3 separate regions of the Homo sapiens genome follow, and all the other regions are linked to region 1. A link is a loop called in an ENCODE intact Hi-C map of the cell type or tissue named here. Cell type or tissue: heart right ventricle. All regions are shown on one strand. Region 1 has its middle 86 kb from the start of HS6ST1. Region 2 overlaps HS6ST1 (heparan sulfate 6-O-sulfotransferase 1). Region 3 overlaps HS6ST1 (heparan sulfate 6-O-sulfotransferase 1).

Region 1 (8,000 bases):
CTGGGATTGGGTTAAAAAAATATATAGATGAATCAACTATGGCAAAAGTTAGGTGCTGAATCTAGGTTGTGGGTGTATGGATGTTCAACTATTTTCTCAACTTTTCTCCATGTCAGAAAATTGTCAGGATAAGAAGTTGGGAAAAAATGCTGGACCTGCATTTTTACTTAAACACAGCACTGACCAGCAGTGGCAGAACATGAATCACCAGCTTGAATCACAAAACCCACAGCTTCATTTTAATTTATGTATCTACATATTTCTTTGTACAGAGCAGTGCGTAAGAGTCGAGGATCGGCCAACTGTGGCTTGTCCAAGCTGGACAGCCCTGCCACTGTGCTCCATGGCCACAGATGGCCAGCCCTTGACAGAATGGCTGCCTGCTCCTTGGACCCCACACAGCTGGCAAACCAGCCCTCAGCACTAGGGCAGCCTGGCCCCAGGCCCTCTCCCCAGACACCGGCCTCCCTGTTAGGTAGAATTGCTCCACCTCACTCCATCTCCCTGGCTGCGGCTGCCCCGCCCCACTCGCGAGCAGCCACCTCACACTCACCCCCTGAGCTTCTTGGCCATCTGAGCTGAGTTCAGGATGACCACATGGGGCCAACTGTAACAGAGCATTTTGATTTGTGTTTCTTCCTGAGTAAATGAATTAATCAACCAACCCGAGTCTACCCTCAAAGTACATCCAGGAGCCCCTTCTCACCCCATCTTCACCACCCTTGTCCCCCAAGATCACAGCAAGATCACACCCACCCCGGTCTTCTGGCTTCCCTCTTGGCCCCTCTGTGTGACCCCCACACAGCAGCCAGAGTGCCCCTCTTAAAACTGAGCCAGGCCTAGGTGCAGTGGCTCACGCCTGTAATCCCAGCACTTTGGGAGGCTGAGGCGAGTGAATCACCTGAGGTCGGGAGTTCGAGACCAACCTGACCGACATGAAGAAACCCTGTATCTACTAAAAATACAAAATTAGCTGGGCGTGGTGGTGCACGGCTACTCAGGAGGCTAGGGCAGGAGAATCACTTGAACCCAGGAGGCGCAGATTGCACCGAGCCGAGATCGTGCCATTGTACTCCAGCCTAGGAAACAAGAGTGAAACTCTGTCTCAAAAAAAAAAAAAAAAAACTGAGCCAAGCCAGGTTATTTCTTTGCTCAAGCTCCCCAGCGCCTCTCCATGTCTCTCAAAGAAAAAGTCAAAGTCTTAACCATGGCTCCAAGGCTACGTCAGGGGTCAGCAAACTAAAGCCCACAGCCACACGCATTCAATTGCCCTATCTATGGCTACTATCTGTCTACCACGGTTCACCTGCGGCTGCCCAGCACTGCCACGAAGACATCAAGTAGCCCCATGAAGAAGCCAGCAGTTAACACCACACTGCCAGCTGTGTGAGGCTCCACCTTGGAACGGGGGTCCCCAGCACAGGTAAGCCTTTGGATGGCATCTGACTCCAAGTGGAAACTCCAGCTGAACTTTTCCCCAGCGCCTGACCCACAGACTCCATGGCCATCATACATTTATTTTGAAAGAAAAATAATGGTTTTTTTCTCATGCCACTATGTCTTGCCACAGAACTGTGTGTAATCTCCCTCTGTCATAAACATATCTGTATACACATTGAAGTGTGTATATGTGCGCATATATATGTGTGTATGTGTGTAACACCTTATAGAAATAGATAAGCAAGAACTTTGCTTTAATTTACTTTAATTAGTCTTCATTTCTTTCTTTTCTTGGCTGTATACTCCCCTTTCCTCTCCCATCTCTGTCTTACCACCCAGATACCCTGTCAATAACCTAATTTGTATTCCATCTATTCTCCGTATTTTCCTTTATCCTTACATATAATAATCAAGCACACGTGTGCATATTGATGCGTATATACCTCTACACATATGCATACATAGAGGTATTCAGTTAATTCATTGCACAGTGGCATCTTGTTTCACACATTTTTCTGTATCATGATTTTCTCAGTCAATGATGCCTTGTAGAAATCCCTGTGAAATCTACTGCTCACAGCCTCACTGGATCCTTTTTGTGGCTGCACAATATTCCATGCTGTAAGGGACTGCAATTTACTCACCCAGCCCTGGGTGACAAACAGTCACTTTGTTACCAATTTGGGGCCCCATGGTAAAGTCCCTGTACACAGCCTCACTCACTTGTGCTTTATTTCTACGTCTGGTTGCCCAGAGTGGGGCTGCTGGCCCGAAGACAGAGGCATGTTAAATTTCAACAGATGCTGCCCTGCTGCTTTCCACATGGCCTGATGTCTGGCCCTGGGAAGACCTGAGCTTTTTCGTGCTGTGGACACAGGGCCTTCCAGCTGTGCCAGGCTATCACCGGCCTCATGGAGTCCCCACACAATCAACACAGCTCAGTGTGAAGCCTTCAGCAAATCCATGTCCTGTTGTTTCTCCAATTTTTCTCAGGCCCAAGTACACTTCACAGGCTGGTCAACACCACGTGGGTATAGACAAAATGCACACCTGAATTCCTCTTTTTTTTTTTTTTTTTTTTTTTTTAGAGACGGAGTCTCACTCTATTTGCCCAGGCTGGAGGGCAATGGCGCGATCTCAGCTCACTGCCACTTATGCCTCCTGGGTTCCAGCAATTCTCCCACCACAGCCTACCAAGTAGCTGGGATTACAGGCACCTGCCATCATGCCTGGCTAATTTTTGTATTTTTGTAGAGACAGGGTTTCACCATGTTGGCCAGGCTGGTCTTGAACTCCTGACCTCAGGTGATCTGCCCGCATTGGCCTCCCAAAGTGCTGAGATTACAGGGGTGAGTTCACATCCCGCCTGAATTCTTCTTTTGAGTTTTGCTTTCAGAAAAGAAATGCTGCCCATCAGGGTTCAGCAGGGCAAAGGTAGCTTAGACATCCACCCCTTCCAGTTCCTGCCTGACATCAGGCCCCTCTGGTGTCCCGCCTGACCAAAGGGAACTGCCAAAATGCACCTGTGGCCACCCTCCTGAGGAAGATGTTAATGTTTAAATTTGGGAACCTCCAGTTCCCAACTTCAGTTCATGGAGCCCTCCGTGTCTTCGAAAATTTGCAGGGCCTCCTAGGCGCAGGCAACACCTGGCAGGTGCATTTATTAAGTAGTTAGGTCCAAGCCACCCAACAAGCACGTATATGCTAATTACTCAGCTGGCGTTTGAGAAAGTGATACACGTAAGTAGAAAAGAGAATAGTTTTTCTTTAATTCTTAAATACCTGCAATTCCTTTGTAACAGGATGTTGGACACTGCACAGCTTCTCAAACCCACCCACCTGGTGCCTGTGCCACGGTGATTTCCACGTGGTACTGAGCCCACCTTTGCACAGGGAGGAAGGAGGACGAGGAAGGACTGGCTGCAGCGTCGCCGGCCTGGTGACTTCAGGGGAGCCAGCGGTCCCCACCGCGGCCAGCAGAGGGCTCCGCGCTGCCCTCCAAACAGAACCCCTCGCGCAGCCGCGCCACCCCGCCCGACCGGAGGAAACCTGTCCTCTCTCCTCGCCACCCAGTCCCCGGGCCCTGTCACCCGAACCCCGAGGCCGGCAGGAATTTAGAAAGGGGGCTGGAGGCCGGTAGCCGAGGCGGGTTCTGTGCCGAAGAAGGAGCCTGGCTGTGGGGTCGCCCCCGGCGGAGACGCGGGCGCCGAGATCCGAGCCCCAGGGACCCCATGGCACTCCCGAGACCGTCCCCGGAAAGGTCGCGCGGCCGTCGCCGCCGGGAGAGCGAAGGGCAGGGCGGGCAGGGAACCTGGCCCTGTGTGCGAGTGGGGACATCGTCTATTGGTCTTCTTTTTCTGCACCTTTCCCATCTTCTAAACGGGGCGGCCCTCCCGAGAACGGCCTCCTAAGGCAGTGGGGCTTCCAGCGTCCCGCTGTGCTCCCCGGGAGGGTTGGAGGCTGCAGAGGCTGACGCGGGGCAGGGCGGCCCCTCAGGGAACCCAATGCTGGCGAGGAAGCGGGCGCTCGGGCCGCGCCGCCGGGCTCGGCCTTCCTCGTCCCCAAGCTCGCCTGGAAGGGAAGAGCAGGGAGGTAGAGCGCAAGGTGACTCCGCCACAGCCGCCGCCGCGCTCCCGCCTCGGCCCGCGGTGGTCGCGCGGGTGACCGGGCGCAGCCCCTTGGGCCTCCTCTCCCCTGCACAACCAAGCCGGCCCCCCAGCCTCACGCGGGAGGAGAGAGGCGCACTTGTGGGGTGCAAGACTCCCCAGGCAGCAACATGAGAGTGCGCCCCAGAAACTTCCACCAGCACCAGGGAGAGTCCGGACGGCCGCAGCTAGGAGTTCTTAAACGAGGCGAAGAGACCAGAAGCCAAAGGAAAAGACTGATTTTTAGCCGGGCGCGGTGGCCCACGCCTGTAATCCCAGCACTTTGGGAGGCGCTGTGGCAGGAGGATCACTTGTGCCCAGGAGGTCGAGGCTGCAGTGAGCTGTGAGAGCGCCCAGGCTGGTCTCCAACTCCTGGGCTCGAGCACTCCTCCTGCCCCGGTCTCCCAAAGTGCTGAGATTACAACCGTGAGCCACCACACCTAGCCCCAAGTTCTGTTGTTTAAAAAGACACCACAGGGCTGGGTGCGGTGGCACACACCTGTAATCCCAGCACTTTGGGAGGCGGAGGCCGGTGGATCATGAGGTCAGGAGTTCGAGACCAGCCTGGCCAATATGGTGAAAGCCGGTCTCTACTAAAAATACAAGAATTAGCCGGGCATGGTGGTGCGCGCCTGTAGTCCCAGCTACTCGGGAGGCTAAGGCAGAATAGCTTGAACCCGGGAGGCGGAGGTTGCAGTGAGCCGAGATCGCGCCACTGCACTCCAGGCTGGGTGACAAAGTGAGACTCCATCTCAAAAAAAAAGATACCACAGGGCCGGGCGCCGTGGCGAACATCTGTAATCCCAGCACTTTGGGAGGCCGAGGCGGACGGATCACGAGGTCAGGAGGTTCAAGACCAGCCTGGCCAATATGGTGAAATCTGGTCTCTGCTAAAAATACAAGAATTAGCCGGGTTTGGTGGCGCGAGCCTGTAGTCCCAGCTACTCGGGAGGCTGAGGCAGAAGAATAGTTTGAACCTGGGAGGCGGAGGTGGCAGTGAGCCGAGATTGTGCCACTGCACTCCAGCCTGGCAACAGAACAAGACTCTGTTTCAAAAAAAAAAGACACCACAGGCCGATTGTGGTGGCTCACGCCTGTAATCTCAGCATTTTGGGAGGCCGAGGCGGGCAGATTACGAGGTCAGGAGATCGAGATCATCCTGGCCAACAGGGTGAAACCCCGTCTCTACTAAAAATACAAAAATTAGCTGGGTACGGTGGCTGGCGCCTGTAAACCCAGCTATTCGGGAGGCTGAGGCAGGAGAATCACTTGAACCCGGGAGGTGGAGGTTGCAGTGAGCCAAGATCGCGCCACTGCACTCCAGCCTGGGTGACAGAGAGAGGCTCATCTCAAAAAAAAAAAAAAGACAACACAAAGAGAATAAAAAAAAAGCAACAAACTGGAAAAAAGATATTATTGGCAATACATATACCTGAAAAGGAGTCATATCGAGACTATATATTTTTTATGTATTTGTTTTTCGTTTATTAACTAAGAGGAAAAAGGCAAAACTCAAAGAATTAAAACCCAGAACAGATCTTCCTAGAGAGCAACCAGGAGGCCCATTAAATGTGTGAAAAGATGTCCAACTTCATTTATTATCAACGAAATGTAAACTAAAACAAGGACATGCCATTCCACACCCACTAAATCAGCAAAATTTAAAATCTCTTGTCAACATAAAGTGTTGGGGAAGACTTAGAGAAAAAGGAACTTGCATACACAACTGGCGGGAATGTAAACTGTGCACTGACTTTGAAACACAGATTGGCAGGACCCAGTAAATGTGGGCAACCAGTAAAGCTGCTTTCCTAGGGCCCTGCAAGCCCACTCCTCTGAGTGTATACACCCGGGAGACCCTGGCACATGTGGGCCAGGACCCACATAGAAGAATGTGTGCAGGAGCCTTGTCTGTAAAGCAGAAACCTGAAAACAATCCAAGTGGCTATTCACTGGAGGGAGCAGGTAAGAAACTGGTAAGTAGACAGCAAGGAAAAGGAATGAATGCACAGGCATGCGTGACCCTCAAAACTGCCTGCTGCAGAGGACTCCAGTTATATACGATTCAAAAAACAGGTAACAGTAAATAATATTTAGGTTAAACCAATGTTTCTCAACCTTTTTAAAAATCACCTCCCCTGGGCCAAGCGCGGTGGCTCACGCCTGTAATCCCAGCACTTTGGGAGGCCGAGGCGGGTAGATCGCCAAGTCACGAGATCGAGATCATTCTGGCTAACATGGTGAAACCCCGTCTCTACTAAAAATACAAAAAATTACGCTGGGCATGGTGGCTCACTCCTGTAGTCCCAGCACTTTGGGAGGCTGAGGCGGGCAGATTACCTGAGGTCAGGAGTTCGAGACCAGCCTGACCAACATAGAGAAACCCCATCTCTACAAAAAATAAAAAATTAGCCAGGCATGGTGGCGCCTGCCTGTAATCCCAGCTACTCAGGAGTCTGAGGCAGGAGAATTAATTGAACCCAGGAGGCAGAGGTACCACTGCACTCCAGCATGGGCAACAGAGCAAGACTCCGTCTTAAAAAAAAAACAAAATCGGCCAGGTACAGTGGCTCATGCCTGTAATCCCAGCATTTTGGGAGGCCAAGGCAGGGGTGTGGGGGGGATCACGAGGTCAGGAGTTTAAGACCAGCCTGACCAACAGGGTGAAACCCCGTCTCTACTAAAAATACAAAAATTAGCCGGCCACGGTGATGGCACCCACCTGTAATCCCAGCTACTCAGTTGGCTGAGGCAGGAGAATTGCTTGAACCTGGGAGACAGAGGTTGCAGTGAGCCGAGATTGTGCCATTGTACTCCAGCCTGGGCGACAGAGCGAGACTCCATCTCAAAAAAATTTTTAAAAAAGTCAAACAACAGCAGATTTCTTATCTGAAACCATGGAGGCAAGGAGGAAGTGGCAAAACCATTTTCCAGTGCTGAATGAAAAAAACTATCAATGTCAACTCCATGGCGAATAAAAATTTCCATTAGGAATGAGGAGAAATTAAGTCTGTCAGGCAGAGGAGCACAAGCAAATTTGTCACCAGCTGACCTACTCCTAAAGAACGCTTAAAAGCCATTCTCTGGGAATTGGACAGTGGCTCATGCCTGTAATCCCAGCATTTTGGGAGGCTGAGGTGGGCAGATCACGAGGTCAGGAGATCGAGACCATCCTGGCTAACATGGTGAAACCCTGTCTCTACTAAAAATACAAAAACTTAGCCACGCGTGGTGGCATGCACCTGTGATCCTAGCTACTCAGGAGGCCGAGGCAGGAGAATCGCTTGAACCTGGGAGGCAGAGGTTGCAGTGAGCCGAGACCGTGCCACTGCATTCCAGCCTGGGCGACAGAGCGAGGCTCCATTTCAAAACAACAACAACAAAAGTTATTTTCTGAACAAAAAGTAAGTGCAACAAAAGGAATCCTGGAATATCAAAAAGAAAAGAAAGGTGGGGCGCAGTGGCTTACACCTGTAATCCCAGCAATTTCGGAAGTCAAGGCGGGCAGATCGCTTGAGGTCAGGAATTTGAGACCAGACTGGGGAACTTGGCAAAACTCTACCTCTACAAAAAATACAAAAGTTAGCCAGATGTGGTGGCACATGCCTGTAGTCCCAGCTACTCGGGAGGCTGAAGTGGGAGAATTGCTTGAGCCCAACAGGCAGAGGTTACAGTGAACCGAGATTGCACCACTATACTCCAACCTAGGTGACCGAGTGAGACCCTGTCTCAAAAAAAAAAAAAGAAAAAGAAAAGAAAGAACAAAGAAATTGGTTTAAAAAATAGGGTTAAATATAATAACTGTCCTTATAGTTTTTAAAATCATGTTTGATTTTAAAAATGGTCTAATGTGATGCTCAATATATGTACAGGAAACATAGTCATGTGTCACTTAATGACAGGGATACATTCTCA
Region 2 (8,000 bases), 50 kb before region 1:
GCAACCAGGTGGGGCCTTGGTTTCTCTATCTGGGTGGGCACAGCTTTGCAGGAGGCAAGGCGTATCGTGGCCAGCAGCCTGCTCTGTTTTCTGAAACCTTTGCTGACCTTGTTTGTAAAGCCAGCAAAGATTTTCACCCGCTTGCAGACGTTGTTAGGGAAGGGGCTGAGGAGGTATTTCCTAAACCTACGCTAATAAAGCCTCTTGTTTTTTATTTTTTAACAAGTCAGTATTTTGACACAAGGTCAGAAGTTTTCCTTTTTCCCACCATTTAATAGCAGTGTCCTGTCCTTGAAACCATGAACTCATTTCCTCTTCTGACCAACCCGTGCATTTGGATGGCCTGCAAAGCCTGGGCGTGCAGTGCAAGCTCCCAGGGGCCCTGCCCGGCCTCCTGCCTGTCCTCTGCTGCTCTGCAGGTTTGTCTGGAATTCATTCCCCAGCCCCCTTGCCAGGCCTGCTCCTCCTCGTCCTCCAAGCTCCTGACCTGCAGTCTGATGAGGCCCCCTGACCCACCCCTCCCTGGCGCTTGCTTGCCTGGGTCTTTAGTGTCTATGTTCCTGGCCCTGCAGGATGCTGTGAGAGCAGGACCCTGGCTCCAGCCCGCAGACCTCGGCCACGATAGATTCCCCCTGGGAGGGAGGAATAGGAATGGCAGATTGGATGGGACAGGGACTGTGACAAGGTGAGATCACACAGCTCACATCTGCTGCACCTGCTGGGGTCCCCCACGCCAGTCCTGGGCTGGATGAGCCCTCACCCCTGCAGGGTGCTGTAGGCTCTAAGTCTCCCTACATACGCCACACACCAGATCGCCAGTCTGGGAAGTGGCTTTCTGTCTACGAGTTTTATGGAGACAGTCCCTGGGGCTCAGAGGGGCCAGGGTGACTGTCCCCAGGCCACACAGGACAGCTGGCAGAGCAGGAATCCCACCTGTTCATCCATCTGACACTGGGACCTGTGTCCCCTCTGGCTGTCTCATCCAATTCCTCAGCCCCCTTGCCGGACAGAGCTATTTTGGGGCAGACGGCACCTGTCCCACTGCCGGCCTGAGGGTGGGGTGGAGGCCCTCAGCTCCCAGTACCACCCATCAGTGGAGAAAGGCCCTGGCCCATGGGGATGGTTGTCCGAGCCAGCTGGGAGCAGTAACTGGCAGGCAGGGACACCCACCATGGGAAGGGAGACAGTGTATGGACCCCCAGGCAGGAGTCAGCCTGGCAGGGTGGAGGCAGAGACAGGGGTGCCACAGACGGGCCTTTCCTCGAGCCTCACTGGCCCAGGTGCTGGCAGACAGCCCTGCCCATCCCCCAAGGCTTCCCCTGGTCCTAGAACCTTCCCTGCACAGTGCAGCTGAGTCCTCAGGGTAGCAGAGCTGGGCCGTAGCGGCAGGCATCCAGGTGAGCAGCTTGGCTGTGAGGTGGGACAAGGCCTTGGGAGACTGGGTACACAGGCGCCCAGTGCAGGGCAAGGCAGGGCCTCACGTTGTTGGGCCCCAGTGGGGTCTGTGGACCCTGCCACCACGGCAGGCTAGAGAGGGAGCCACCTGCCCTTCCCACGTAGGGAGTGGGGTGCGCCCAGAACCTGGGGGCTGCCTTATTCTCCCCTCCTCCATACCACATCCAAGGGCACAGGACAGAGGAGTCAGACCTCCACCAGACCCCTGGCTGGGAGGCTACAAAGAAGAAGGGTAGAACCCAGAGAGCGTGGAACACTCATTTCCCTTACTGGAAAACAGGCTAGATGGGGACTGCTGCCCCAGGGCTTGGCTGGTGGTCGGCGACCTAGAGCACGCAGTAGGCACTCCATCAGCGTGTGTTCTCTGGCATGCCGCCTGTTTCCTGGAGGCCAGAGGTCGGGTCGCAGCACAGGGTGCTCTGGTGAGGCCCGGGCACCAGGCCTGCCAGTGGGGCCACAGTGATGACATCCTGGAAGCCTCCAAGGAGGAGCACTGGCAGGTCCAGAAAAACTGAGCTCAGCATTTAGGCCCAAACCACCAGGTGGGGGGTGGGGGTCTGCAGCCGTGGGGTCCCTCTCCGTTTCTGGCTCTGGCCCTGGGAAAGTCACAACCTCTCAGGGGCTCAGTCAGCCCCGTTAAGAGGGACGATGGGGCTGGGCACAGTGGCTCACGCCTGTAATCCCAGCACTTTGGGAGGCTGAGGCAGGTGGATCACCTGAAGTCAGGAGTTCAAGACCAGCTTGGCCAACATGGCAAAACCCCATCTCTACTAAAAATACAAAAATTAGCTGGGTATCATGGAGCCTTAGCCTCGGAAGGCTGAAGCAGGAGAATTGCTTGAGCCCAGGAGGCAAAGGTTGCAGTGACCAAGATCACGCCACTGCATTCCAGCCTGGGCGACAAAGCAAGACTCCGTCTCAAAAAAAAAAAAAAAGAGGGACGATGTCACCTCCACAGTATGGTAGGCGTTGCTGTGTGCACAGCACCTGGGACAAAGGGATGAGTAGCTGGGGCACAGGCTGGTGTGTGCCCATGGGTGTAATGTGGGAGGGATGGCAGAGACTTGGGGCCTTGTGTGACTGGGGACAGGTGGCAACAGGTGGGAGGGAGGCAAGAGAAGGCCCCTAGGGTGGGGGGCCGCCTGTGGATGAGGGGACCAGGTGCCTGTGTTGGCAACCTGGGCACGGGCCATCGGAGGGTGGAGCCGAGATGCCTAAGCTGGGTGCCCCTGCCCTGTCTGAGCACCTAGTTGCAGAGTTGGCTGTGGGAGCCTGAGAGCAGGGTCCAGCCAGGAAGCCTACATCCTTGCAGGAAAGCCCCCGGGAACAGGGCCGGCAGGAGGGTGGCTGTGGGGCCCTGGAAGTGGGGTGAGGGTGGGGGGCTGCCCCGTGGGTCTGACTCAGCCCCCCTGCTCCAGCTCCGTCCAGGCCTGTGTCCCTCGGCAGGTGAAAGGGCCACCCAGCCTCCATTTCTTGACCTGGAATGTGGGATTTACAGTTGTGGGGTCCATTTTTGCCATTTTTGTATCCAAATCTCCACAGTCCCAGGAGTCAGTTGCATTTTAACCCAGGCTTGCAGTGGGAGAGATGTTTCGGCAGGAGTGGCGATAGCTCTAGAACTCAGGAAGCCCCCAAGAGCTCCCTGCATCTTCCTCAGGAGGGAGCTGAGGACTTCCTGCCAGCAGGCACCTCACCCACAGGGGTAGACCCACACTCCAGCAGCCTGGCCAAAGCCCACCCCTGCCATCCCTATAATGGGGGAGGGAGGAGCGAGGGGGAGGCCGAGGCTGCAGAAGACATGCTCACGAGGACCAGGACATGGGGCCCAACAACCTCCAGCTGTCACAGAGTTCCAGGTGTAAGTGGCACTGCTGGAGGCCACCACCTCACCTGAGAGACCTGGCCCGGGGTCACCTCCTCCATGGACACCTCCCTGGCTGCTCCAAGTGGAGCAGACCATCTCACAGCATAGCTGCACAGTAACTCCTAAACCACTATGTCCTCTGCCAGGGGGTCACTGGGATTGCTCCCCGTCATTTGGGGTCCCTGCCACCAAGGAAGAACTAGGCCAGTGGGAAGACAGAGATGTGAGCACTGCTGAGCTCTGGGGCTGGAAACCTACCAGGGCCCCTTCTGTCCAGACTGGGAGCTGTTGCAGTGACAGAGGCCTGCAGTGACCCCTGCTGTGAGCGGATTTCTGTGCAGTGCCCCAGAGCCCCTAAGCAGTCACCCTGGGCTCGGGGGACACTGCCCCAGCACTGTGTTGGGGAGCCAGAGAGTCCTGGCCTTTTTCAACTGCAGGAAAGTGGGCTCGCAGGGGTGGCCTGCCCAGGACACACAGCTGTGGGCCTGGAGCCAGGTGCTTGGATCTGATAGGACAGCTGTTTTTATTTGCTGGAGAGGTGACTTTGGAGGAGGAGCTGAGTGAGTCAAAGTGGAGATGACAGCCCCCTGGCAGTGAGGATGGAATCCGTGAGCCCCTCCCCAGGGTGTCTGGTCCCCTGAGGTCCAGAGGCCCCAGATGTGGGGCGGTCAGCACCGCCTGTGTTAGGAGCTGTGGCCTGCAGCACCTGGAGCCCAACATGCCGGGCTGGGCTGTGCGCCCTGGGCACGCTCAGGCTTCCAGGCTGGGCCCTCTGCTCCTCCGCAGTGCCCAGCTCCCCTCCAGGTAGGAGATCCTGGCAGGCACAAGCGTCTTCCCTGGATTCCAGGCCTCCACCGGTTGGTGGGAGCAGGAAGGGGCTGGGGCAGTTGCAGAGGCACAGAGGTGGGGCTCAAGCAGCCTTGTCCCCACCCTGCCACTTCCTGCCTTGCAGGGACACACAGGCCTGCCCCCGACATGCCCTCCTGCCTCGGGGTCTCTGCCCATCTGGCTTCCCAGCAGGGGCTGGCAGTGCCATTAGGACGCTGGCGGAGCTGCCCTCAGCTCCTCAGGCCGCAGCCCAGCTCTGCACCCGCAGCGTTTTCAACCATCTGCCGCGGGCCGGTGGGGGCTGGGTAGGGCTGTGAGGGACCAGACAGACCCTGTCCAGGAGGCCAGAGGAAGGCCCGCCCAGTGACCCACAGTGAGGTACCACCAGGTTGGGCCAGAGTCCAGGGCTTCGGCTCTGTCCCTCTGGTGCTGCTGGACAGCCGCAGTTTCTGTTTACAGTGGTTCAGCCCAGTACTGCCGCGTCTTCACTGCAGGGCTAAAGGTGGTTTTTTCTTTATGCAGACCACTCTGACTCTTCACTGATGCACTGTGCTCTAAGGAAACGGGCTGTGATTTTTGTTCCTAGTCAGAAAACACCACCCTGGCCATGGTTTGGGCAGTAGTCAGCAGGGCGTCCTGAGCAGCATTGCCAGGCCATTGTATCTGCCTAGCCTCTGGGGACTGGCAAGGTCAGCCTGCCCTTCCAGCCTGGAGGCTGTGGCTCAGCAGGTGAATAGTTCTCTTCAGTCAGTCACAGCCTGGGTCCAGGTGGACATGGGCTCCAATCCCAGTGCTGCCCTGACCAGCCATGTGGCCTGGGCTAGTTATTGAACCTCTCTGGGTCTCAGTTTCCTCATCTGCAGAATGAGAATAATTCATGCCTATGGGGTGACTGGGTAAAGCGCCAGGAGTTCAGTAAATTAATAATTCAGTTACTCCTGAGCCCAGGCTGCTGCCAGGCCCTCCTGGCCCCGCCCGGGAGCCCACCCTGTCATCTCATTCAGGTCCCTGGTGTATCTCCCTGAATAGATGGATTAGGTTCAGAGGCCAAAACAGGGCAGCAGTTTATTTTTTATTTCCCTCCCTTTGGAAGGGAGCCCAGCATAAGCAGACCAGGCTGGTGGAACGCCAAGGAAACACCAAGAACCCAGGCTCTTTCTCTTCGCTCTACAAAGTGGGGCTTCTGCCTCATGGTCCAAGGTGACTGCTGGTGCTCCGCGGTCACATCCGCTTTCCGGTCAGCAGCAGGAAAACAGGGCAAAGAAGGCTGTCTCTAAGGACATCCTGATGGCCGGACAGTCACACAGCCACACCTGGCTGCACATCATCTCCTGGGCGTCTTCCTCCTCAGGGACTTTCTGCACTGTTTTCTAAGCCTCTCTCTTGAGGGCCACATGAGCACAGAGCCCTGTACCACCTGGACTGCCTTTCCACCCATCCGTAAGAATTCAGCTCCCCTGGGTGAACCAAGGAGGCACCCCCACCCCCCATGCCACACTTTGCTAGAGGTAGGCAGAGCAGAAGCAGCGTCATGAGGCCAGCAGGCACCAGCTGGCCAGTCCTGTCCAGACCCAGGTGCCTCCGTCTGCCAGAGGGGGCAGGGCAGGGAGATGGGCCTCAGCCCTGCTGCTCCCTTCCTGCCAAGGGGCTGGGCTGAGGCTGGATCTCAGCTGACCCAGCTCCAAGCCCAGCCCATGCTTGAGGGGGTGAGTAGCCTTGGCCTCTCTGGTGTTGCTTCCTCATCTCTCCAGCTGGGACACGCCCAGGCTGTCAGGTCACTGGTGAGGGGCTCCCTGGGGTTGGGTCAGCCTCACCTGTCCATCCGGGTGTCCTGCCAAAGGTCCCATCAGCTGCAGGCTCTGCCTGCCCTGTGTGTGTCCTGAGGCAAGAGGGGGCTCTCTGGAAGGGGTGTGGGCAGCACAGCCTTCCCAGGAAGCACATGGGTGAGGACTGCCCCCTGTGCCCACACAGCACCTGACCACTGATGTCATGGGGCCCCTCTCCAGACCTGGGTATGTTTGGAAGCAGATTGAGTTAATGAAAAAAAAAAAATCTGACTACTCTTCTACAGACGTCACCAAGAAGGGACAGCCTTAGCCCAGCATTTTCTGTGTTGCATTTGTAGAGGGGCTCCCCAGCCTGCTGCCGCCAGCTCAGAACTTGATGATCTGGGTTTTTCTGCAGGCAGAGGGGAGGGGCTGCCTGCCCTTGGGCCAAGCCAGGCCTGGTGCTGCGGCACTGGGTCAGGTGCAGGCACACCAGAGCGGTGGGGAAGCCATTCCCTCTCAGGCAGTGGCTCACATGCCTGTGCCTCCTGGGAGCGGGTCGTCTCCTCTGGGCTGTCTCCCAATCCCCTGCCCTCCTGGACCTGCAGGTGCCCCCTCTCAGAAGGAATGACACCATGGACAGCCAGCCCGGCCTTGTGGCCCTGGAGAGCTGCGCCTGAGGGCTGCTTCCTGCCACAGGAAAGAGGAGGCAGCCACCCGCCCCAAGTGGGGCGCTCAGCGGCTTCCACCCCACAGTGGGACTTGGAGCCAAAATCAGACTTCCACTTTTTCTAACAAACTGGGCAGAAGCCGGACTGCTTGGTGCTGTCAGAGGCATGGGCACCGGGGGCCCCTGGTGGGGTTGGCAGCAGGCAATGCTGATGAGGGTGACGGTGGTGTGTTATGCCGTGAGCTCCCAGCTTTGGCGTCCTCCTGAAGGTTCTCATTTCCTTCCTGTGATGAGGATCCAGGCCTCAGTGAGGCCCGGTCGCTTTCCGGAGAGAGCCATCCTGGTACCCTGTGGTGTCCCATGGGTCTGGGGCAAGGCCAGCAGTCAGGGTAGGCTGGGGAAGCAGGTGCTGTCGCTGAGTGTGGCCGGGTGCTCACGCGGTCCTCAGAGGAATGTTCTCCCAGGTTGCCTCTCTGAATTTCTGGTGCCCTTGGAGTCCAGGTTTTGTTCTGTTGAGAGACAAAGTCTCGCTCTGTTGCCCAGGTTGGAGTGCAGTCGCACAATCACAGCTCACTGCAGCCTTGAACTCCTGATCCTGAGCTCAAGTGATCCTCCCACCTCAGCCTCCAGGTAGCTGGGACTACCTGGAGGTGTGCATCACCGTGCCTGACCTGGAGTAGGGTTTTTAAAACTAATCACTGAGATGCAACCTTCATGGTGTGGCCTCTGTCCTCATGGTGGGACCCCTGGTCCCTGGGAGATCAAAGCACACCATTGGAATAGAGCCCCTCTCAGAGCTTTCCTCACCACGCCATGTCCTTGTCCTTGGGGGCTAGAATGTGACAGGCATGCTTGTTGTTTCGCTGAAGCCGGCCCCCCAAGGACTCTTCCTCTGAGCCACGGAAAACCATTCATTTTCTTTCAGTAACTGAGTCAGAAGTAATGCAACAGTATTTCTTAAAAAAAAAAAAAAAAAAAAAAGGTTCTGTCATTCTGACTCTAAATGACAGCGTCCTCACCCACATTTAGGGAGCTTCCCCTCTGTTGGCACTGGTATAAAAATTGCCATTGTTTCAGGGTCTGAGTTTAGAAACTTGTGGGTTAGACCCTTGTTTCATGGAACCCACCCCCGCACCCCCATCAGCTTCGGGCATGGGAGGGGAGGGGCCTGAGGAACAGGGCTCACCCTGGACAAATGCAGTGCAAGCAGGACTGGTGCGGCCGGCCCCGTCTAATGGCCCCTTTGCAGCCTACACCCTGTCCCATGCAGCGGGGAGGCTTTTGTGATCTTCATTACATTATTTCTTATAAATCATTTCTTCTTGGGTCATATTTCCTATTAGGTTGTTTATGTAATGTTTAATTACAGACAATATAGAAATATATAAAGAAAATGTTATGGTCACATTTGGGCTTA
Region 3 (8,000 bases), 74 kb before region 1:
ACAGCAAGGGGGGGCAGTGGAGATGGGACGGCATGAGTGGAGAGGGGCCCCTGCAAGCAGGCCAGTTGCTTTCTGACTGTGGGACTTGTGGCCTAATCTCTTTGTTCCTTTCCTGAAAGTGCCCCTTTCCTGATAGGGCATTGTCCCAAGTCCCCAGCTTGCAAGGGATGTTGTTTTGGAAAAACATGGCAGGTACACGCCCACACAGGAGTGTTCAAGTGCTGATCCCAGACCACCCAACCCAGGGTGGAGGCTGTTAGAGGACATTTAGGATCCACAGGTGGGCAGAGGGAGGATGTCCAGCCACCAGAGACCACACACATCCTACCCCAGCCGTGGTGAAGATGGGGCTGTTTTCCTTGACCATGGAGCAAAAACCATCCAGGACAGCTCTCCCCCTCCATGCCACCAGTTGCTCCTGAGCCAGCTCTGTGGGTGCTGGGAGCTGCGCTAAGGATTTGCACCTGTCCCCACCAGCTTGTGGCCTTCTGCTGCCGCGGTGCCTCTGCCCTGAACTCCCTCTAGGGCTCAGGACCTTTGGGGCCTCACACCTACCCCACTGTTGGTCCTTGATTCCTTGACTCACACAGCGTGTGGTCTGGGGCTGGGGCTGGGGCCCAGCTCACTGCGGGGGGATGCCTGTGGGGGTGACACGCCGCAAGTTCCACGGGGCCACCTCGGGAGGTCTTGGGTCCTCTCTGTGCAGACCAGGCGCTGAGGCTGCGGTGGAGGGCAGGGAATCCATAGGGATTCAGCTGCCTGCTCAGGCCCTGGGCTGTGTGTTGGGTGGGCTTCTGGAAAGCTCTGCTGGGAGTCCAAGGAAGAGAGGAGTGCCCTGGGCAGCCCCTCCTACCTTGTGGCTGGAGCCGGTGGGTCTCATGGGCCCAGATAGATACCTGTCTGAGCCTCAGTCTTCCCATCTCTAAAAGGGGGGTGGCAGTCTGCCATTTGGTTCTGTAGAGGAACCAGTGACTTATTAACTGTGACCGTGGTGACCGCATGATCCCTCAGCCACGGACTGTGTCCATGTCTTATGGGAGCCATGGCCACTCATAACCCCTTAGCATTCTGCAGCCTAGTGCAGGCCCAGTTCCTCATCTGGAGAGCGAGCCGTCAGCAGCTGTCCGCGTGCCATGGGGAGACTGACCGCGGGGCCAGGGCTTCAGTGAGAGGCAGCTCCCGACAGCCTGCACCTGGCCTGCCTTTGAAGGCCACACGTGACCAGCACAGCTGCCTAGGATTATTTACACAGAGAACGTTAAAAGGCCCAACAGGAGGGCCATCAGAGCAAATCACTAATTGTCTGGAAAGATACAAACTGGAGAGATTGAAACTCTGGAGTTAATTGTTTACGAAGCTTTGAAGGCCACAGAGGTCAGTGGCCGTGGGTGACCGCCCCCGGTGGTCATGGGCAGGGGCAGGGGCCTGTTATCTCCCTGTGACAGGGCCTCCTGCTGGGGCAGGCCTGGTCCTTGTCCAGGATCCCAGCTGTTCCCTAGGAGGGGCTCTCCACTGGTCAGCCCAGGCCGCTGCTCAGAAGCTGTATCAGGTGGACATCTCTGGGGCCAGCCCAGTTTGCATTCTAGCTCTGGCCCCATTCCTGCCTGGAGAAGTTGGGAACATTCAACCTCATTTTCTTTTCCCACCTCACGGAGTGGTAGGAGATGAGAGTTCACTCTGTAAGCTCCACACTATCCTTCACCCTCCACAGCAAACTAGGACAGAAGGTTCTATGGGTAACCCAGCAACAAGGAGGGCAGGTGAGGCTGGCCAAGACCCACCTCGGGGCTGGGAAACCCCGGGACCATACCAGGGGTGTCAGCAGAGCAAAAGAGAGGCCCCAGGCTTGCAGTCAGACCAGCTGGGCCAAATCCTGGCTTTGCATCTCACAGGCTTCTGCAGCTCAGGTTCCCCATCTGTAAAATGGGCATACTCATAGTGCCTGTGCAGGAGGTAGACAGTTGGAATTATACCCACAGTTCCACTGTGGCCTCTGTACTATAAGAGGCTAGAATCTGACCCATCTGTCCTGGAGACAGGGAAGAGACCTCCAGAGCCAGCTAGGAAGTCAGCTCTTGTTCTCACTCCATGAATTAGTTGGTTTGCAGGGAGCTTCCCTCAAAGCAGCTGAAGTCTGTGCAGGTTGGGTCCTGTTATCTGGGACATCACCAAGTGTCATCACTGGCCTTCCAAGGTGATGACCTGGAGCATGCTGTGTTTTGGCTGTGGGGGTCTCCTGCTCACCTTGGGCTATGGCCTTGGGACCACCCAGTGCCTTCCTGACTGTGCCCATTTGACAAAAGGCTGTCTCTACCAGGATCTCCAGAAAGCTCTGGCCCTCTCTGGCCAGCAGCCAGGATGTAGAGACTGTGCACATCTGTCCTGGTGCCCAGGTCGTGAGACCCTGTGGGTGGCAGCCTGACCCCACCCCCAGCCATCTGAGAACCTCGAGACCCAACCAAGAGGAACCCAGGGTCAAGAGGAGGAAGGGGTGGATGCCACGTGATGCTGGCCCTGCACAGAGGCTCGCCTGGCTGAGGGCCCAGGCCTTGTTCCTCGGATGCAGTGGTTCCTCCCTTCCCTAGACCCCACCAGCTGCTATCACCCCCTACATGGTATCTCCAGGGGTGTAACTGGGGAGCCTTGTGGAGTTTCACCTCTGTTCCCACTGCAGGCTTAGCTGGGTGCGGCTCGCAGGTGAAGACCCCATGCACTGTGCTCCACCCCACCCCTGCCTCCCTGCAGCCTCGCTCAGCACCACTGTCCTGCGTTTCACATGTTTCCTGCCCTTGTGTTTATGCTTTCGCTGTAGATGTGTGTATTCCTTAAATGATACACAGTGCTGTTTTGATGTTACTAACTTTCCAGAACCCTTATCAAACTCTGCTTGACCTTCTGCAACTTGCCGTCTTCACTCAGCCTTGTTTTGAGATTTATCCCTGTTGGTCCCTGACATGCGTGTTTAATTCATTGACTGCTGGACTTAACATCAAGGTAGTCCAGACGGATCTCTGCTTGGTTCTAATGCAGCTGCGGGGAGCAATTCACTTTGGCCATCACAGTCCAGGTGCGGCCACGGTGCTCGCTCATGGTCCCTATGTGTCCCTAGGAGTGTGTCAGAGGGAGGTTCTCCTCACCACCATGCTGTGCCCGTGGTTCCCGATTGTTTGGGCGGGCACTCTTGGCTCATTTCTGCCAGGCCAGGAGCCAGGAAATGGGACCTCTGTGCTCTTAGTGCATGTTTCCCCATGGCAGAGAGATAGCATCTTACCATGTGTTTATCGGTCAGTGAGGTCTCTTCCACCGACCTGTTCACGTCTTTGGCCTGTTTTCCCCTACAGGGTTGTTTGTGCTTCGCGTATTGGTTCGTAAGCGTTCTTTATGTGTCCTGGTGCCAGGTTCCATGGGTAGCATGCTCCCCGCTTCTCTCCTCCTGTTCATCATTTCTCCATGTGTGGACTTGGGCCTGTGGCATCCCGGTGCCTGCACCAGGTAGGGCCAGGCTGGCCCAGGTACATCCCATCTTCCAGCTGAGTCACATGCCAAGAAGAGGTATGCCTGCTGACCTCTGAACCCCATGGGACCCTGCTGGTGGTGAGAGCTCAGCTGGGGGCTTGTTAGTGTGAGCAGGTGGACAGATGGCAGCTGACCAGCATCCTCCCTGCAGCGTGCACCCCCCAGGGCCTTCCCTGGAGATCCTCAGCAGTGCCCACGGTGGCACCTGCACAGCCCTGAGCCCAGGAAGGCCAGACAAGCAGACAGTTCCTCACGTGCCAGGGCCCCTCACAGCGATTTTGCCGCATGTGTTGGAGTCCCTTTGAGATTGAGTTGGAAGGAAACCCAACTAAAACCGCCTAAAACCAGAGCCTGGAACCCACGGCTCTGAAGTCACAGGGACCCCCCCACCCCAACTCCCAGTGAAAATCTGGGTGGGCGTTTCCCAGAGGGAAGCCTGCCTGTGTCACCCCCCAAGCCCGGCCAAAGAGCTGAATGTCCACGCCCTGTGCCTCAGCCTCCCCCCATGACAGTGACGACACTGCTGTCTGTGCCTCCAGCCTGGTGCCTGGCCCTGCCCTCACTCCCCAGGCCCCTTGGGCACCGTCTGCTGCGGGCGCACCCAGGGCTGTCCCTGTGGGGCACTGCTGTATGGATAAAGCTTTTCGCACCCCCTCAGAAAGGAGCATGGGGGTGGTAGCCCCCTCATCATCCCAGCCTTGGAATGTGCCCCCACCCCATGTGACCCCAGCCCCATATTTGCAGTACCCCTGCTGCCATGCCCCCACTGGCTTGGGACAGAAGGGCCTACACATCACCATCCACCTGAGAATTAGAAAGCGCCTTCTGCTGCAGGGCTTGCAGGAACAAATGTTTACAGCCCCTAGGCGGCAGGGGGAGCATCTCCCCTCTGAGTTATGAGCTTTAGAGGCTCCTGTGTAAATATTTACCTCTCTAGAGCATTGGTGACCGTGGGAGATCGGGATCTGTAAGCACTGAGGTTTTCTGTTTGCGTCATCGTGGCCAGGGTGGGGTGGGGGTGTCGTCCTGGAGCAGGGAGCCAGGCTGTGGAGCGTGCAGCTGCGTTCTCCCTGGAATCCTGGTCCACATTCCCTGGCAGAGAAATCTTCGCAGCGGCGCGGCCACGTCCTCCAGCCCGACCACAGTTGATGGAGGGAAAGCCAGGGAAGGCACTGTCCTGTGGAGTGACACCAGCGTGCTAGCCCTGCTGAGGAGCGGAGGCACAAAGGAGGGCATTCCTGTCCCGAGGGTGCAGTCTGGGAGCAGGGAGGGGCTGTGACAGTCTCATTCAGGCCTCACTGTCAGGGGCGCTGTTTTGCAGATGAGTAAACTGAGACTCAAAGAGCCTAAATAACTCATCACCTAAGGTCACCGGTGGCAGAGCTGGGATTCACACACAGGCCTGTGCCTGCAGGATTTCCCCCAAACTCCTCCCAGTGACAAGTCGCAGGCAGGTCACTCCCCAGAGTGGGGGAGCCAGGCGTGTGGCTCATGTCCGCCACAGTGCCTGCCTCTGGGAGGGTAACGCAGCTGCTCTGCGAGCAGGTGGGCTCGCCAGGGAGTCCAGGATGGTGCAGGGAACCTGGGCAGGTCCTGAGGGACTGCTGGCCCACCCTCCTCAAGGTCCAGCTGAATGAGTGGCCTGCTGGAAGCAGCTGTCACCAGGTGTGATGCTTCAGCTCCCCTGAGAGGATCAAGGGCAGGCAGAGCAGATGGTCTCCCGGGGGAGTTGAGAGGGTTGTGATGTCACCCGTAAGGAGAGGCTCTGCCCAGGCACTAAGCCGGGGAGAAGGTAGGCCCCAGAGTGAGAGTGGGTTCCAGCTCTGCCTGGAGAACAAGGGCCTCAGCCAGCCGGGCTCCAACCCTTGCCACAGCCTCCTTCCTTCCCGCCCACTGCAGACCCCAGGGCTCCCGGTTGGAGGGGCTCGGCCCCTCCTCTTCTGCCTCTGTTCCCTCCTGGCAGGCAGGAAGGTGAGCAGGTCTGAGCAGTTGGTTTAGCTCACGCAAGTCCAGGCAGGGCCGCTTGTCGGCACACGTCCTGAACCCTGCAAAAGTTCAGGCCTCCCAAGTCATGCTTTAAAACTGTCCAAGCAGGCCCATCGGGAAGCCAGGCCCAGCAAGGAGGGGTTTGTTACTCTGCTTTCCTGGAAGCTGGGCTGGCAACGTTCCCAGCAGAGAACATCATTCTTACAAAGTAGAGGGGTGTCAGGTTTCAGCCAAGTGGGTAAAAGGCAGGTATTGGGATTGGTGTGGCTGTTCCAGGACAGGAGCAAACCCCCATCCTTCAGCAAGTGGGTCAAATGGGGACCCAGGCAGGCAATGGGTCAGGCCAGCAAAGGCTGGAGAATCCAGAATGGAGAGCTTAGGAGGCCCTCATAGCAGGGAGCTGCCTCCTGCATGACACTGACCCTGTGCATTCCACACAGATCACAGGCACTGCCCTGGGCCACCAGGAAGGCCCTGGGGACCATGTTCCATGGGTTGCCACAGAGCCAGGGGATGATGGCCTGCAAGTGTGTGTGGGTGCTCAGTCACCCGCCCTCCCCAGTGCAGCCCAGCCCAGCTGCAGGAGAGGAAGGTAGCCATTCCTGAGTGTCATGAGATGCTGAGTGCTCCAGGGTGGGTCCTCTCACTGACCCAGTGAGGGCTGCCACTGCTGTGCGACACTGCTGTGAGCACTCTGATGGGACACAGTGTCACTGTCCCTGTTCTCTGGTACATGGGTGCCTCCATATCTTCCCAGTGGCAGAGGGTTTTTGGCCAGCATCTGACTACAGCGGCTGTGTGCATTGCTGCAGTGCTGGGCTCTCCCGAGAGGGGACCCACGGGCAGAGGTCACCAGCCAACCCAGGGACCTTTCTGGAGTCCTGTGCAGCTGTCCATTAGCAAGGCAGCCTCCGAGGGATGCCAGGGCCTTACAGTCTGTGACAGGTACTTGTTTCGTCCTCCTGCCCCTTAGCCAAAGACAGCTTAGTGCCCAGGCAGTGGTCCTGGTCCTGAGGGGCTAGAGGCCCTCCTCTCACCAGGCCTGTACCATGCACCATCTCTGTCCCTGGGGAGCACCCACACAGGGAGACCCAGTTTCTAAAGGCTCGGACACACTTCAAGAGGACGAGCATGGCTGGCAGCATCCCCCAGCGTAGGGGTCGGGGAGGGGGAGCTATATTAGGGTTCTCCAGAGGGACAGAACTTATAGGATATATAGAGACAGGTGAAAGAGGATTTATTGGGGGAATAGGCTTATGCAATTAGGGAGACTAAGATGACCCGAGATCTGCCATCTGCAAGCTGGAGAACCAGGGAAGCCAGCGAGCAGGCTTAGTCCAAGGCCAAAGGCCTGAGAACCTGGGGGCTGTGGTGTTAGGTCCCAGAGCCCAAAGGCCCGAGAACCTGGAGTTCTGATGTCCAAGGGCAAGAAGATGAGTGTCCCAGCTCCAGAAGAGAGAGGAGATTCACCCTTCCTCCACCTTCCTGTTCTGTTGAGGCGTGCGGTAGATTGGAAGATCTCTGCTCACGCTGGAGAAGTCAGTCTTCTTTTCTCAATCCACCCATTCAAATGCCAATCACAGACATACCCAGAAACAAAGCTTTACCAGCAATCTTGGTGTCTTTTAACCCAGTGAAGTTGACACCTAAAAGTAGCCACCACAGTGGCCTTTGGGTGAGGACCTGGGCACCCACACTGGGCTGCAGTAGCGTTCTCCCAAGGGAGCCTCAGCCATTTATTTCTAGGCACCTCCCAGATGTCCCCTTTAGCAGGCAGCCTGGATGTCATGAAGCAGAAGGATGTTGGCCAACAGGTGGCAAGTGCCCACTTGACGGGGTTGGCCAGCCAGTGTCCCCCCACCATGTATGGAGGAGCATCTGGGCCCAGACAGGTGCGTGTGCAGGTGGGACTTTAAGCTCAGGGTTTTGCATGATTGGGTGCTAGATCTGGAAACTACGTTTTAGGTACTTCTCTTCGGTTTTGTTCTTACTGTAACAGTAATGCATGCTGATTCTAGAACTTGTTCTCAAGCACAGAGGCACTACATAGAGCTGTCCTCAGCCCTCAGGGTGGCCCCATGGGTGTTGTGCTGTTAGGGTCAGGGTCAGCCTGCTCCCAGCTCCTCTGCATGGCCCCGTGTCCCTGAGCACTTCACATGCCCTCCTGGCCCTGCCTTTACTGTCCTCTGTGATGCTGCAAAGCACCTCTTGGCTGCATGTTTGGTCTGCATCTTGGGGCATCCTTTCAGAGAACGTCGAGAGTGGAGGTGTCCTGGCTGTGTGCCTCGCCCTTGGGCATCAGGGGTGGGGCAGGCCCAGGCCCCAGAAAAGCCTGGCATTTCCTCCTGGGAATGGGCAGCAGGTCGGATGTGTGGGCCTGGCTCCTGGGGTTTAGACTGTGGGGGACCAGAGAAACATGTGGTCAGCACTTTGGAGGAACACACAGGGAGGGGTGAGGACAGGAGGGCGTTGCAGGCAGAAGATGCCGTGAGCAAGGA

The links. A loop is a pair of places that touch in the nucleus more often than their neighbours do. Peaks named below come from ENCODE experiments on the same cell type or tissue, not always from the same donor. Only the 100,000 strongest peaks of a DNase experiment are listed, where the experiment ranks them.
Region 2: it touches region 1 in a loop (1.9-fold over the local background); 2 of 110 quality-filtered maps call a loop at or near these places.
Region 3: it touches region 1 in a loop (2.1-fold over the local background); 31 of 110 quality-filtered maps call a loop at or near these places.

What each region holds. Positions count from the first base shown.
Region 1 is chr2:128,229,118-128,237,117 of GRCh38, reverse strand. No RefSeq gene overlaps it. Among named protein-coding and RNA genes, the nearest start is that of HS6ST1, 86 kb to the left of the region's middle. RefSeq lists enhancers at 1-441, 3,242-3,331 and silencers at 3,372-3,561, 3,882-4,081. In heart right ventricle, CTCF peaks have their summits at 3,213 and 3,420 (motif pointing right); DNase peaks (open chromatin) are centred at 3,457, 3,931 and 4,223; H3K4me3 peaks cover 1,184 bases; H3K27ac peaks cover 1,463 bases.
Region 2 is chr2:128,278,895-128,286,894 of GRCh38, reverse strand. The region is part of intron 1 of HS6ST1 (heparan sulfate 6-O-sulfotransferase 1); the gene reads left to right. Among named protein-coding and RNA genes, the nearest start is that of HS6ST1, 36 kb to the left of the region's middle. RefSeq lists an enhancer at 1,557-2,386. In heart right ventricle, a CTCF peak has its summit at 3,648 (motif pointing left); a DNase peak (open chromatin) is centred at 5,880; H3K27ac peaks cover 2,735 bases.
Region 3 is chr2:128,302,937-128,310,936 of GRCh38, reverse strand. All of the region lies in intron 1 of HS6ST1 (heparan sulfate 6-O-sulfotransferase 1), which reads left to right. Among named protein-coding and RNA genes, the nearest start is that of HS6ST1, 12 kb to the left of the region's middle. RefSeq lists enhancers at 1-841, 1,308-1,602, 7,586-7,665 and a silencer at 1,308-1,602. In heart right ventricle, CTCF peaks have their summits at 4,380 and 5,560; DNase peaks (open chromatin) are centred at 66, 1,106, 4,543 and 5,676; H3K27ac peaks cover 1,551 bases.